Linked DNA regions of Homo sapiens: region 1 is linked to region 2. Evidence: read pairs that join two places in POLR2A ChIA-PET (ENCODE). Cell type or tissue: MCF 10A. All regions are shown on one strand. Each heading gives the region's core, and the rest is flanking DNA. Links, peaks and the distances in the headings are about the cores only. Region 1 has its middle 8.5 kb from the start of MIR8083. Region 2 overlaps DCST1 (DC-STAMP domain containing 1).

Region 1 (6,623 bases), core at 1,624-6,623, 1.3 Mb after region 2:
TTAGCCAGGATGGTCTCAATCTCCTGACCTCATGATCTGCCCGCCTCGGCCTCCCAAAGTGCTGGGATTACAGGCGTGAGCCACCGCGCCCGGCCTTTTTTTTTTTTTTTTGAGGAGTTTCGCTCTTGTTGCCCGGGCTGTAGTGCAATGATGCAATCTTGGCTCACCGCAACCTCTGCCTCCCGAGTTCAAGTGATTCTCCTGCCTCAGCCTCCTGAGTTGCTGGGATTACAGGCATGCGCCACCATGCCCAGCTAATTTTTGTATTTTTAGTAGAGACGGGGTTTCACCATGTTGGTCAGGCTGGTCTTGAACTCCTAACCTCAAGAGATCCACCCGCCTCGGCCTTCCAAAGTGCTGGGATTACAGGTGTGAGCCACCGTGCCCAGCTGAAGATCACAGATATTTTTAAAAGGATTTCAGACCTGGATAAGCAGTTAGATTGCATAATCTGTACTTTTTCTTTTTCTTTCTTTTTTTTTTTGAGACAGAGTTGCCCTCTTGTTGCCCAGGCTGGAGTGCAATGGTGCCATCTCGGCTCATCGGAACCTCCGCTTCCTGGGTTCAAATGATTCTCCTGCCTCAGCCTCCCCAGTAGCTGGGATTACAGGCATGTGCCACCACGCCTGGCTAATTTTTTTTTTTTTTTTTGTATTTTTAGTAGAGATGGGGTTTCTCCATGTTGGTCAGGCTGGTCTCGAATTCCCGACCTCAGGTGATCTGCCTACCTCAGCCTCCTAATGTGCTGGGATTACAGGCATGAGCCATCGCGCCCGGCCTAATCTGCACTTTTTCTAATACAAAGATTTTTAGATCTTACTAGTATCTCTCATTAAGGAGTTCAATCAGGTGCTGCATTTCACTTCCCACTATTCTTCAGATGTAAGCAACTCCTTAAATCTAGCATTATGGGCCAGGTGCGTTGGCTCACACCTGTAATCCCAGTACTTTGGGAGGCCAAGGCAAGAAGATCACTTGAGGCCAGGAGTTTGAGTCCACCCTTGGCATCATAGTGAAACTTTGTCCCTACTAAAAATTTTTAAAAATTAGCTGGGGGCCAGGCATGGTGGCTCATGCCTGTAATTCTAGCACTTTGGGAGGCCAAGGCAGGTGGATCACCTGAGGTCAGACCAGCCTAGCCAACATGGCAAAACCCCATCTCTACTAAAAATATAAAAATTAGGCCAGGCATGGCAGCTCACGCCTGTAATCCCAGCACTCTGGGAGGCTGAGGTGGGCAGATCACGAGGTCAGGAGCTCGAGACCAGCCTGACCAACATGGTGAATCCCTGTCTCTACTAAAAATACAAAAATTAGCCAGTCATGGTATCACACACCTGTAATCCCAGCTACTCAGGAGGCTGAGACAGGAGAATCGCTTGAACCCGGGAGGCAGAGGTTGCAGTGAGCAGAGGTAACGCCACTGCACTCCAGCCTGGGCGACAGAGCGAGACTCCATCTCAATAATAATAATAATAATAATAAACTAATTAATTAAAAATACAAAAAGTAGCCAGGCTTGGTGGCAGGCACCTGTAATCCCAGCGAGGCTGAGGCAGGAGAATCACTTGAACTTGGAAGGTGGAGGCTGCAGTGAGCTGAGATAATGCCATTGCACTCCAGCGTGGGCGACGGAGTGAGACTTCATCTCCAAAACAGAAAAAAAAGAATTAGCTGGTGGGGGTGGTGTGCTCCTGTAGGCCTAGCTGCTCGGGAGGCTGAGGTAGGTGGATCACTTCACCCCAGGAGTTCCAGGTTGCAGTGAGCTATAATTGCTCCACTGCACTCTTGCTCAGCCTAGGAGACAAAGTGAAACTCTGTCTCAATTAAAAAAAAAAAATCTAGCGTTATGATTTGTATACTGTTGACTCTTAATCATACCAACAAACACTTACCTAATTGTTATTACCTGCCAGTGTTCTGAGCATGTAACAGGAATTATTAAGTCATGTAATTCTCAAAACAAACCTATGAAGTAGGTTTTAAGATCATTCCTGAGTTACAGAATAGAAAACTCAGGGCAGAGAGAAGCTGAGTAGTTTGCATAAGGTTACATTGATTATGAGTGACAGAGCTGGGATCTAAATCCAGGCAGGCTATCTCCAGAGTCCAGCCTCTTACCCAACTTTGCACTGCCTCTCATTTGATAGAGGAGTGTAATTGTGCCAGTTTTGAACACTGAGATCTGCATGGTATTTTGGCCTAGTTTTTCCCTGCCTGAAGTTTAGTGGGCTGACCTGATCATTGGACATGCAATAGCCAAGGCATACCATATGTAGTCCACATTTGGAAGCCAAAGACAGATAGTCATACTGGGATGATTGCATCAAGTTCAGACAGGGTGCCACTGTCATGAGCAGATATGCCTGATTATGGAATCTTCCCTTTGGAAAGGTTCTTAAAGGGCAACCAGCCTATCCTCTGACTCACTGGTGCCAGTGTATGTGGTATGGAAGTGGATGGCTGGGGTCTTTTCCTATCTGGACTCTCTCACTGCTTCTCTAACCATGGTTTGAGGTACAGTCAAGCAGGTTTTTGCCACCACCTCCCCTGTTCCTGGTAGAATGCAGTCTGGGAGCAGGCATGGGACGTGGTCTCATCTTCCTCCAGAGCGTCCTCTCCTGTCTTTGTGCAACACCAAATTCATCCGCATCCCGACCCTTCATCTTGGTGGTAAACACCTCGCCTGGAATCTTACTTGCGTTCCAACCCAAAGAGATTAAATCTTCCTGGACCGCATTCTTTTTTTTTTTTTAAATGGTTAATTTATTTATTTTTATAGCTCCTGCAATTTAATTAAAAAATTGACTTTCAGTCTGCAAAACTGGGCTCTGCTTAATTAGATTCCACGGATCTGTCCTGAAAGGTATAAATCTTTTTTAAAAATAATTATTACTAAATATACTGCTGTGATAAATGACTCAAACCCTTTGACGTAGAGAAAAGAGCGGGTGAGGGAGGAGGTTATTTGTCTGTTTCTGTCAGCTCCATTTTTGTTCCAGGCCGTGGCCTTGTTCGGGGCTGGCTGGGCGGGGGTTCCCTCTGCACAGCCTCCAGCTGGCCCTTCCACCCGCCTGCTGAGCTGCCTTCTCAGCCCGCCCCACTCTTCCAGGGGCGTTACGTGGGCTGATGAGATAATGTATGTGAAAGCCTTTGTCAACTGCAAGGCACAATCGAATGCCAATTATTATTGTTATTCTTACCATACTCTGGGGAAACCCTGTGGCCCTCACCCCTCCCAAACGTACTAGGCGGGACAGCCCGGGAAACTGAGAGGCTAGACTGCCCCTCCCATGTGGGCGGAGGTTCCTGGCACAAGACGGTCTCCCCGGCCTGTGGGGAGGGCTTTATTGCTACCCTCCTGGTGCCCCCTTAGGAATGGCTTTCCCAGTTCTTCCTGGCTTCAGGGGCCTTCCTCCGGAAGGAAATCTCCTTAGTTCCAGTGAAAGTTCTCGGGCCGCTGAAATCATCGACTCCTTAGGCCCCTCCTCACCTCCGCCGCACAGCCCCTTCCCCTCCCGGTGCCCGCAGTGGAGCCAGGCTGCCTCGGAAGGATCTGACCGGCAATTTCCTAGAATTGTGCTTCTGGAGCTCCTCAGTCGTCCACTCCCTGCCCCTCTTCCCCACCTCATTTAAGGCTCCTCTCCCCAGAGCCCAAGTCCCCGTAGCTGTCCCAGCTCCACCCTGATCTAACTTCCTAGGCCTCACAGCTCTCTTTATCATAGCCAGTCTCTTCAGGGGCTGTCTGCTCCCCTTGTGGGGAGGAACTGGGGCATGGGAGGCTACAGGGCCACCGGGGCCCATCAGGAAGTTCAGTAGCTGTGGTTGACAGGACAACCACTCTTGGTTAGGCCTTCCCAGTGCTGTTCATCCCCGGCTTGGCTGGTGAGAGGACTGGACCATGTCTGCTCCCTCTCCCGATAAATTGAGCCTGACTGGTGCCAAAAAGGGTGGGCGGGAAGCACAAAACAAGAGTCACTGGACAGGAGGGGAGCAATTTATCCTTTCTTTATCCCAAACTGCCAGCCGTGTACCAGGGAGCAGTGCCACGCCAGACCTCCAAGCTCCCAGTGGCCACCCTACGTCCAGGTCCCACAGGGTGGACTCCAGGAAGAGGCCTGGGAGGTCAGGGGAGAGGCCTGCCTGCACTTGATGGATGGTCCTGAAGAAATGTCTGGCACTTTCCTCCCCCATGAGGGCGGTGGAGCTGCAGCCACCTCTCCCCCGCATTCCTGCCTGCCTGCCTGCCTGGGAAGGAGGGGTGAGGGGTGGGTCCAGCAGGGAAACCAGGGCTCCTGGCCCAGCTGAGAGGCATTTTGCAAACTATGACTCAACATTTGTCTACACTGACATGGGGAATGGAGGAGCACGTGGACAATCCCCAAATTTCACCTGGGTTGAAAGGCATCCATATGTTCCCACCCGACCCCCACTTCCTCCCCAGCTCCCAGGCCTCTCCATTCAGTCCATACTAATTATCTGATTCCTACTGTATGCCAGCCATTGAGTAACATAACAGTTCTCAAGGTGTGGTCCGCAAATCCTGGGAGTCCCAAATATTTTTTCAGGGCATAGATGAGGTCAAACGATTTTCATAATAATTCTAATACGTTATTTGCCTTTTTGACAGAGTTGACACATTGCATCGAAGTGCAAAAGCAATGGGGGTAAAACTGCTGTGGCTTTACATAAATCAAGGCAGTGGCACCCAATTAGTATTGCATGCATTCTTCACCACTGCACACTGAAAAGGCTGGTTTCACATAAGAATGTTCTTGATAAAGCAGTCAACAATTATTAACATGTAATAGGCTTATTATTGTTATCTTACATGAGTTAATAAATAAGGATTTGTCGGGCCGGGCACGGTGGCTCACGCCTATAATCCCAGCACTTTGGGAGGCCGAGGCGGGTGGATCATGAGGTCAGGAGATCGAGACCATCCTGGCTAACAAGGTGAAACCCCGTCTCTACTAAAAATACAAAAAATTAGCCGGGCGCGGTGGCGGGCGCCTGTAGTCCCAGCTACTCAGGAGGCTGAGGCAGGAGAATGGCGTGAACCCGGGAAGCGGAGCTTGCAGTGAGCCGAGATTGCGCCACTGCAGTCCGCAGTCCGGCCTGGGCGACAGAGCGAGACTCCGTCTCAAAAAAAAAAAAAAAAAAAAAAAATAAATAAATAAATAAATAAATAAGGATTTGTGGCTGGGCGCGGTGGCTCACGCCTGTAATCCCAGCACTTTGGGAGGCTGAGATGGGCGGATCACGAGATCAGGAGATCGAGACCATCCTAGCTAACATGGTGAAACCCCGTCTCAACTAAAAATACAAAAAAATTAGCCGGGCACGGTGGCGGGCGCCTGTAGTCCCAGCTACTCGGGAGGCTGAGGCAGGAGAATGGGGTGAACCCAGGAGGTGGAGCTTGCAGTGAGCGGAGATCGCGCCACTGCTCTCCAGCCTGGGTGACAGAGCAAGACTCTGACTCAAAAAAAAAAAAATTAAAAAATAAATAAATAAGGATTTGTTTTAATATCTACTATGGTAAATATCAATAGATATCCACATAAACAAAAGCTCTTTAGGTCCCTAATACTTTTTTGTGTGTGTGATTGAGTTTCGCTCTTGTTGCCCAGACTGGAGTGCAATGGCACAATCTCGGCTCACTGCAACTTCTGCCTCTCGGGTTCAAGCAATTCTCCTGCCTCAGCCTCCTGGGTAGCTGGGATTATAGGCACCCACCACCACGCCCAGCTAATTATTGTACCTTTTTTTTTTTTTTTGAGATGGAGTTTCACTCTTGTTGCCCAGGCTGGAGTGCAATGGCGCGATCTCGGCTCACCGCAACCTCTGCCTCCCAGGTTCAAGTGATTCTCCTGCCTCAGCCTCCCTAGTAGCTAGGATTACAGGCATGTACCACCACACCTGGCTAATTTTGTATTTTTAGTAGAGATGGGGTTTCTCCATGTTGGTCAGGCTGGTCTCGAACTTCTGACCTCAGGTGATCCACCCGCCTTAGCCTCCCAAAGTGCTGGGATTACAGACATGAGCCACCGTGCCTGGCTAATTATTGTATTTTTAGTAGAGATGGGGTTTCACCATGTAGGCCACGCTGATCTCAAACTCCTGACCTTGTGATCCACCCACCTTGGCCTCCCAAGCTGCTGGGATTACAGGGTTGAGCCACTATACCTAGCCTTTTTTTTTTTTTTTTAAGATAGTCTCGCTCTGTGGCCCAGGCTGGAGTGCAGTGGTGAGATCTTGGCTCACTGAAGCCTCCACCTCCTGGGTTCAAGCAATTCTCCTGCCTCAGTCACCTGAGTACCTGGGATTACAGGCATGCATCGCTATGCCCGGCTAATTCTGTATTTTTTTTTTTTTTTTTTGAGACAGAGTCTCGCTCTGTTGCCCAGGCTGGAGTACAGTGGTGCAATCTCAGCTCACCACAACCTCTGCCTCCCAGGTTCAAGCGATTCTCCTCCCTCAGCCTCCTGAGTAGCTGGGACTACAGGCATGTGCCACCATATCTGGCTAATTTTTCTATTTTTAGTAAAGACGGGGTTTCCCTATATTGGCCAGGATGGTCTCGAACTCCTGACCTCATGATCCACCTGCCTCAGCCTCTCAAA
Region 2 (8,831 bases), core at 2,885-7,884:
TTGGGGGCAGGAATAGAGCTCCTTCATCTTTGTCTTCCCATGGGGCCCTAGATACACACATACCCACTCACTTGCAGTCACTCTAGGCCCCCCACATAGGGGCAGACAGAGCAACAGCCCTGTGGCAGCCCTCACCCAAGCCCTGCCCATCTCAGGTGTTTGGGAGTGGAGATGGGAAATAGAGGGTCCAGAGACCAGCAGGGGAGCTAGAGCAGAGCAAGGCCCGGGGCAGCCCAGCTGGACACTGGGCTGGGTGGGGTTGAGGACTTTGTTCTAAATGGAGGGAAAGTCGCTGCCAACGCAGCAGGCAGGAGAAAATGAAAGCAAAATGGAAAGATAAAAATGGCACAAAGTCAGAGCCAAGGGGAATATGAAGGGCAAGAAAAAATCAAAAGTCAAAGCTAAACGTAAAAAAAAAAAATCAGTATTGGGATAAAGGCTGGAAGGAGGTGGATGAATGAAGACGGTTGGCCTTTTAAGGCAGTGGGAACATGGGTAATGTTCTTCTGACAAAATGTCCACTTTTCCTTTAACTTTGTGTAAACAAAGACAAAGGTAAATAATATTCAGATTCAGAGGTGAGGATAGGTGCTAGGGTTCCATCCTTACAGCCTCCCTCAGGGCAGGGCTCCAGTCCGGGGCAGAGGAGGGGCTGCTGGGGTGGGGACTATGGCTCACGCATGCAGGACCAGCAGGAAAGTGCAGGAGAGCAGCACGTGCAGCAGCCCCAGGGCCCACTCCAGCCGGGCCTCCTGGCGGTACACGTAGTCCCGCACCTCGGTGCTCACGCGCTCCCAGCTTGTGTTGAGCCCCAGCACCCCAGCCTGCTTCTCTTCCTGGTGGAGGGCACATGAGCAAACTCAGCCTGCGGCCACCTCGTCAGACCTGGGTCCCACCTCTTCATGACATCTGTTCCCCAGTACCCCACTTGTGTCCCTGGGGCCCTCCCAGGACCTCTAGGAGTTGTCACTTCCTTCTGCTCACCACCCTCCTGGACACAGTCTTGCTCCCCTGCACCTACATCAGCTGACATCATCTCATATCTGGCTGATAGCTCCCACCCCAGGCCAAGTCTGCACAAACCACAGGCTTGGCACTGTCCCCTCCTCACCACCTTTCCCCTCCCCTGCCCATCTCAGGTGTTCGGGGGTGGAGATGGGAAACAGAGGGCCCCCTCAACACCAGCGACATTCCCCCTCCTTGTCCCCCTCCCTCACCCCTGGTCACCTCTTTCCTGTGCCCTCTCACTTGTCCTTCCTCTAGCTCTATTCCCTCATGCCCTCCTCCCACTCCCTATCTACCCCCCACCAACCCTCGCCCTTGCCTTCTACCTTGAAGTCAATATTGGCTGAAAATTCCCCATCCAGGCCACGAATAGACTGGTTGAGGGAGTCGTAGGTCTGCCCAAAGTTGCCTTCCACTGGGATGCGATTGCGGCACCAAACCTCCATCACTGGTGAACAGTGGACGGGGTCAGGGGCCTCCCCGGGCCTGTCCTCCAGGTGCAGGCCTGGCCTGCCTGTCCTCCTGTAGTCCTCCTCATCCTGCTTTTTTGTCTCTCTGCCCATGGCTTGCTACCACACCAATGCTGAGTCTTCCCCTCTCTGCTCTCTTTGGATCCTGCCCTCCAGGAACCAGACCTGAGTTCCCTCATTTTTGTCAATCTATCCTCAACCATAACAAACATCAGTAAGGAGAGCCAGCGTTTACAGAGCAGCTCCTCTGTGTGCCAGCTCTGCCACTGCCTTCACATACGTTAGCCCCATAAATCCTTAAAAGCCCTTAATGTGGCTGGGTGCGATGGCTCACACCTGTAATCCCAGCACTTTGGGAGGCTGAGGTGGGTGGATCACCTGAGGTTAAGAGTTCAAGACCAGCTTGGTCAACGTGGTGAAACCCCGTCTCTACTAAATATACAAAAATTAGCTGGGCATGGTGGCGGCCACCTGTAATCCCAGCTACTCAGGAGGCTGAGGCAGGAGAATCGCTTGAACCCGGGAGGCAGAGGTTGCGGTGAGCCGAGATTGCGCCACTGCACTCCAGTCTGGGTGACAAGAGTGAAGCACCCCGTCTCAAAAAAAAAAATTAATGCAAGAACTACTGTTATTCTGCCCATGCGCATCTTTCAGATGAAAAGCCACAGCTCAGAGCTTTGCTGTAACTCACCCTGCGTCACAGAGCTATTCAGCAGGTGGAGGGCTCTAAGGATGCTGTGGCCTCAGGGCCAAAACCCTCCTCATCTGTTGCTTTCCTGCCTGTCACCTACCAGTGGGTCCCAAGGACTCAGCTCCCTACCCCGATGCTCCCCACCCCTTTGCAACTGTGCAGACCCTTGGCAATGCCACAGAAGAACTTGAACTTCATAGGCAGGCAGAGCAGGTGGGTGAGGAGTGGGACCCAGATGTGCTTCATGCACTGTTCATGCTTGCGGTCAAACCAACGACGGCAGCTGAGTATGGCCTGGTTCACCACATCTGTAGGAAGGAGCAAGGGTGTCTGAGGTTCCCACATCTTGATCCACAATGCTGGCCCCACATCCCACCCCACCCTCCACTCCCCAGGGATACCCCTCACAGGAGCAACGCAGCTTGGTCTTCAGCTCATACATCTTCTGTGTCGACAGGTGGAGTCTGGAGGCTGGGGCTTGGCGGGCCTCCCTGCCCTGGGCTGTCTCCCCTGAGTCCATGGTATCCTCAGGCGTGTAGCCCGTCTCACTATTCACCTGGGCATCCAGGTCCTCAAAAGTGGCGGAGATGTTCCGAGTCTCTGCTCTCAGCAATTCTTTGCTACTCTGGGATTGGAGGTGGAGGGAGGAAAGGGTGAGGGCTGGGGCTTTAGAACTTCTGCTGCCTGAGGGCCTGTCCTCCCCCAGTAGCCAAGCTTTGGGTTCTCACCCCAGGCCGACAGGGAGCCTAGGCCCTGAGACACAGCCTCTCACCTCAAATTCCCGGCTGTCCATTGCCCTTGGGAGCCCCCCCACCAGCTGCCTTGTCTGATGCCACATGTCCTGGCTCTGCGTACCTCCCAGACTCTCAGCTCTTCCTCAGTCCTCCCATCCCAGACCCTTCCTGGTCAGTGGTTCCCCAGGTCCTTAGACCTTACCCTTCACCACTAGTCTCTGAGATCATTATGCCATCTGAATGCCCCCAACTTCCAAACCCCTCAGCCCCCATGTCCCCAACTCTCCAGCTCTCCAATTCTCCCAAACCCCCAGTCTCCAGCCTTCCAATACCCAATTCTTGAATACTCTTGTCTTCGAAACTTCTGAGCTACTCAAGGCCAAAGCCCCCAAATTTCCTAGATATTCTAGTTCAGCTGTCCAGAGTACTGACCACTCAGGTATTAGGAAATGTGTATAGAGCATGTCCTAATGACTCAGGGGCTCTCCTGGCATTTAACACCAGGACCAGGGCACGTTCTGCAATGTTTGGGAATAGTTCTGCAAAAAATGCCAGTAGTATCCCCATTGGGAAACTGTAAATCCAGGGTGACAACTCCCAGCTCAAGTTAACTTGGCCCCAGGGAGAGGGACCCCCCAGGCTCTGCCTGTGCAGATTCCTGACCAGCAGGTCCTTGAACATGGCCCGTAAGGGGGCTGTGGAGATGCGCCAAGCTGCGCGGGTGTTGTTGATCTGCAGCTCCACGGTGCAGCCCAGCGATGCGATCACGTTGTTGAGATTGTGTCGCAGATTGGCTACTGGCCCTGGAGAAAGAGGCCCTGGTTGGTCACCTCCCTGTATAACCAGCACTTTCTCAAACCCGCTCAGCTTCCCTCTGCAAATAGTGCCCATCGCCTAGAACTATACAGTGGTGGGGCCGAGAGCCTATGAAAGGTCAACTTGTTCAACCTTTGATTTTTTTCACTGTTTTTTTTTTTTTTTTTTTGAGACGGAGTCTCCCTCTGTTGCCCAGGCTGGAGTGCAGTGGCTCGATCTCTGCTCATTGCAACCTCCGCCTCCCGGGCTCAAGCGATTCTCCTGCCTCAGCCTCCTGAGCAGCTGGGATTACAGGCACACGCCACCATGTCTGGCTAATTTTTTGGTATTTTTAGTAGAGACGGGGTTTCAGCATGTTGGTCAGGCTGGTGTCGAACTCCTGACTTCGTGATCCGCCCGCTTCGGCCTCCCACAGTTCTGGGATTACAGGTGAGCCACCGTGCCTGGCCTTTTTTTTTTTTTTTTTTTTTTTTTTTTTTTTGAGACGGAGTCTTGCTCTGTCACCCAGGCTGGAGTGCAATGGCGCAATCTCGGCTCACTGCAGGCTCCGCCTCCCAGGTTCAAGTGATTCTCCTGTCTCAGCCTCCCGAATAGCTGGGACTATAGGTGTGCACCACCATGCCTGGCTAATTTTTGCATTTTTAGTAGAGATGGGGTTTCACCATGGCTGGTCTTGAACTCCTGACCTCAGGTGATCCACCCACCTCAGCCTCCCAAAGTGCAGGGATTACAGGCATGAACCACCGTGCCTGGCCAATGTTTTCACTCTTATAAACTGAGGAGGCCCAGATATGGGGAGGAGCTCCCTCAGGGACATACAGTGAGTTAGAGCAGCTGGGATGACACTCCTGTCTTTTCTCCTTCACCCGGCCTGGCTCCCATTGGATGACCCACCCAGGGTCACTGCTTCAGTGTAACTCACTGGCCCCCACATACTCACCCACATAGATGGCAGCCAAGGCGTATCCCAGGACAAAGAGCCTGCCTTCCTTGCCCAGCATCTTGGGTACTAGTAGGAGGCTGGCACAGCGGATGTGAGGGGAGGTCCCCCAGCCCATGGCCCCCAAGCCTGTCAGGAGAGCCCAGGAGGTGGTGAGCTGAAGTGAGGAAGCTGCCTCCCTTCCTCACGTTTACCAGAGCACCCACCTGCAACACCCCCTTCTGGAACCACCACCATCCTGCCCTTATCCCCATTTACACTGACTCTGATAGACCTGCTGGGCCACTCATTCATTCATTCAGCAGCCACTCACAGAGTTTAGCTATGTGCCAGTCTCTGGAAGGGCATAGAGGGATGGCTAGAACTTAAAAAACCACAAATGATTGACTTGTGTGTGTTTGTGTTAGGGAAGGAAGCCAAGGTTTTCCGGGCTACAGTGACACTGACCCTAGGTGCTGAGGGAGCAGAGAGAGCAAGAGAAAATATCTGGAAACAGGTGCTCATGCTCAGAATGGTCAGAAGAGAGATCAGAGCCCACCTCAGTACTCCCAGTACTCAGACACCTACAGCACTCGCAGTCCCTGCCTCTAATTTTAGCCCTTGGTCATGTACCGCCTGGTATGTTTTAGCAGTTTCACATGTGTCTCCCTGTGGTCTCTGCAAGGAGACAGTGAACTTCTGGAAGCTCATAATCCAGAGAAAGAGACAGATGAGTAAACAAGTGACTACAACACGATGTGCTAAGTGCACAAGGGAGGTGCTTATAGAGCGCTGTGGGAGCCAAGGAGGGAGTACGTATTTCTTCAGGGAGGGGTGGGGCTGAGAAGGCTGGACAAAGACAGGACGTGTCAGCTGGGCCTGGAAGGTGAGTAAGTGTTGTTAGGAGGTGCAGATGGCATTCCAGGCCAAAGGAACAGTATAAGCTGGTCGGGGGAGCTAGAAGATTCCTGTGTTGATGGAATGTTCACCCAATGATCGTCAAAGCAAATCCCAAATCCTTACACTTCCTCCATCTCCACTGTCGTGGTAGAGTCCCCATCATCTCTTACTGGGACTATAACCTGATGAGTCTCCCTATGTCCTCTCTTGCTACCTTACACTTCAGTTTTTACAAGGCAGCCAGAGTGATCTTGCAAAAGCATAAATCGGATCATGTCCCTTCCCTGCTTCAAACCATTCGGTGGCTTTCTACCACATTTGGTATAAAATCCGAACTCCCTAACATGGTCTACCTAGCTTGTGATCTGGCTCCTGCCTGCCTCCTGATCTCATGCTATGCAGCCCTTCACCCACCATGTCTACCCACACAGACCTCGTTGCTGCTCCTTGGACAAGCCAAGCTCATTCCTCCTCTCTGGTCTTTGCCCTAGCTGTTCCCCCTGCCAGGAGCACTCCTCTCCCTGTTCTTCACATGGCTGGCTCCACCTAGTCATTCAGGTTTGTGGCAAACCCTGTCGGGTGCCACCCCACAGTTTTTTTTGTGCCTTCTTCCTTGCTAACACAACTTGGGTTTTTTGCAAGGGCAATAGCCTGGCCCTGCCCCAGCCCCTGAGGGATAAATCTGGATCTGTCTAAACCAGTCATGGTAGAACAGGACACTGAAAGGGACTAGTTCTGTGGTCTTGGCCTTCTGGCCAAAGACTCGAGCTGAGGCTAATAGTTGACAAATAGTTGCCCTATGTTCTAATGAGAGCCCCATGGAGCTATGGGTGTCTTCTTTGGGCTCACCAAAACAGCAAAACTTGACTCTCACTCCTCTATCCCACCCCATCTATATAAAAAGAACAGCAATATGGGCCAGGCATGGTGGCTCACGCCTATAATCCCAGCACTTTGGGAGGCCAAGGCGGGTGGATCACTTGAGGTCAGGAGTTTGAGACCAGCCTGGCCAACATGGCTGTCTCAACTAAAAATATAAAATTTAGCCAGGCATGGTGGCAGGTGCCTGTAGTCCCAGCTACTCAGGAGTTTGAGGCAGGAGAATTGCTTGAACCCGGGAGGCGGAGATTGCAGTGAGCTGAGATCGTGCCACTGCATTCCAGCCTGGGGGACAGAGCAAGACTCTGTCTTAAAAAAAAAAAAAAAAAAAAAAAGACCAACAATGTGGATTTCCTGGAAGGGGAGAAAAGTGGTTGGAATGGGCAGGCAGAGAGGGAGAGTCTGTGGAGAGGATGGGTGTCACATGTCAAGTGAGAGACTCCAGGAGTCCAAGAGGCTTCAGGGACTGGCGCTGCAGGAAGGGGAACCTGCCTGGTCTCTGTAGACTAGACTCCTGCTGAGTGCAGAGCCTCATGAGGCCACTCCAGGGCTCCCACCAGAGCACAGAGTGGAGGGAGAGCTCCTGGGAGAGCTCAGCCTCTGTAATGCCTCTGTAGACCTCCCCTGGACGATGTTGGCACACAAGCATGGAGACTGGCATCTGCTTCTCATCAGGGCAGGAGAGAGGCAACCATAAGGTGCTCTGCTTTTGATGGGGCGTTGGTGGCTCACGCCTGTAATCCCAGCTCTTAGGGAGGCAGAGGCGGGAGGATAGCTTGAGCCCAGGGGTTTGAGACCTGCCTGGGCAATATAGCGAGACCCCATTCTCCACAAAAAGGAAGGTGCACTGCTTTCTCTGCCTGGCAGGGCACGGACGTGTGCACTCCCAGCCTGCTGGAGGGAGGGATCCAAAAAGCAAGAGGCTGTGGGTGGCCCCTGAAGGGGGGCTTCACTCGAGGTCAGCCAAAAAGAACTGCCCTCTGCAAGAAACCGGGCATTGCCGAGGTCCACACACAGCCTCCAAGGGGACAATAATCAGGCCTACTGGGACAGCCAGGGTGTGAGTGCCTGCTACACGCAGGCATCCACAGTGGAATTATAATAGCATTAGTGACTTAAGACTTTTGTCCCTTTTCCTCTAATTCTTCTAATCTCCCTTCTGACATCAGAAGAACCAGAAAGGGAAGGAAGTAGAGGAAAAAAGGGAAAGAGCAGGCCACGCCCCTTCTCCATTGCAGGACCCCATGCTAGGGAGCAGGCCTGAGCTGGGGGCGCAAGGGATGGGGAGGGCAAGATAAGGAGGGAAGATGCTTGAGAATGGATGAGGTTAAAAGTCTGATGTAGAGTGGACTGGACCTCTTTAACCCCTAAAAATAAGTCTTAATTGTTGAAGTAGGACTAGGTCTTCTAAAGAAATACAACCAGAAATCTAAGGGGCTGTGTGAAAGGTTATCAATGGGAAAAAACATGTTTGAATACAGTGGGTCAGAGAAAAAGTAGTCTCCTGTTGGTATCCAGCAGGATTAATTCAATAAACAGGTGATGAAATGCTAATTCTATTTCCCTTGCCTGGGACAGGTTCAGGAAAGGGCATGTGTTGCACGCAGTTCTGACCAAAGAGATGTGAGGAAGTCTACTGTGGGGATTATAGGCAAGTTTCCCTTGTTCCTAAAAAGAGACATGAGGAAAGGATGTTTCTTCCTTTTTTTTTTTTTTTTTTTTTTTTGAGACAGAGTTTCACTCTGTCACCTAGGTCATTTTCCTTTTTCCCTGGCCTCAAATCGCACAGCCCAAGACAGTGAAGTTGGGCCTGGGATTGAACTTCTATTCTTTTCTTTTTTTTGAGATGGCCTTTCGCTCTTGTCACCCAGGCTGGAGTGCAGTGGCACGATCTCCACTCACTGCAATCTCTGCCTCCTGGGTTCAAGCAAGCCTCCTGCCTCAGCCTCCCAAGAAGCTGGGACTACAGGTGTGCACCACCACATCCGGCTAATTTTTGTATTTTTAGTGGAGACAGGGTTTCACCATGTTGGCCAGGCTGGTCTCAAACTCCTGACCTCAGGTGATCCACCCGCCTCAGCCTCCCAAAGTGCTGGGATTACAGGCGTGAGCCATTGTGCCTGGCCTGTTTCTTCCTCTTTTTTTATTTTTTTCTGATCTTTGATATTATTGTATGAAGATGTGATGCCAGAGTTGCTGCAGCTATCTTGTGACCTGAAGAGAAGTGGTCAATAGACTGAAGATGGCAGAGAAAAGACAGAAGGAACCTGAGTCCTTCTCGAAGCTACTGAGCTGTTAAATTATCCAAACTGGGCTGGGCACGGTGGCTTACACCTGTAATCCCAGAACTTTGGGAGGCCGAGGCAGGTAGATCTTTTGAGGTCAGAAGTTCGAGACCTGCCTGGCCAACATACAGA

The links. Peaks named below come from ENCODE experiments on the same cell type or tissue, not always from the same donor. Only the 100,000 strongest peaks of a DNase experiment are listed, where the experiment ranks them.
Region 1: POLR2A ChIA-PET joins it to region 2 with 5 read pairs; 1 of 35 experiments calls an interaction of 5 or more read pairs at or near these places.

The regions. Positions count from the first base shown.
Region 1 is chr1:153,695,010-153,701,632 of GRCh38, reverse strand. It overlaps the pseudogene GEMIN2P1. Among named protein-coding and RNA genes, the nearest start is that of MIR8083, 8.5 kb to the right of the region's middle. In MCF 10A, for the core only: no CTCF peak of the experiment used is centred there; a DNase peak (open chromatin) is centred at 4,272.
Region 2 is chr1:155,035,357-155,044,187 of GRCh38, reverse strand. DCST1 (DC-STAMP domain containing 1) reads right to left here. Exons shown (of 17, transcript NM_152494.4): 5 at 4,657-4,785; 6 at 3,564-3,703; 7 at 2,575-2,791; 8 at 2,331-2,474; 9 at 1,332-1,453; 10 at 679-836. Among named protein-coding and RNA genes, the nearest start is that of DCST1, 5.9 kb to the right of the region's middle. In MCF 10A, for the core only: no CTCF peak of the experiment used is centred there; a DNase peak (open chromatin) is centred at 5,457.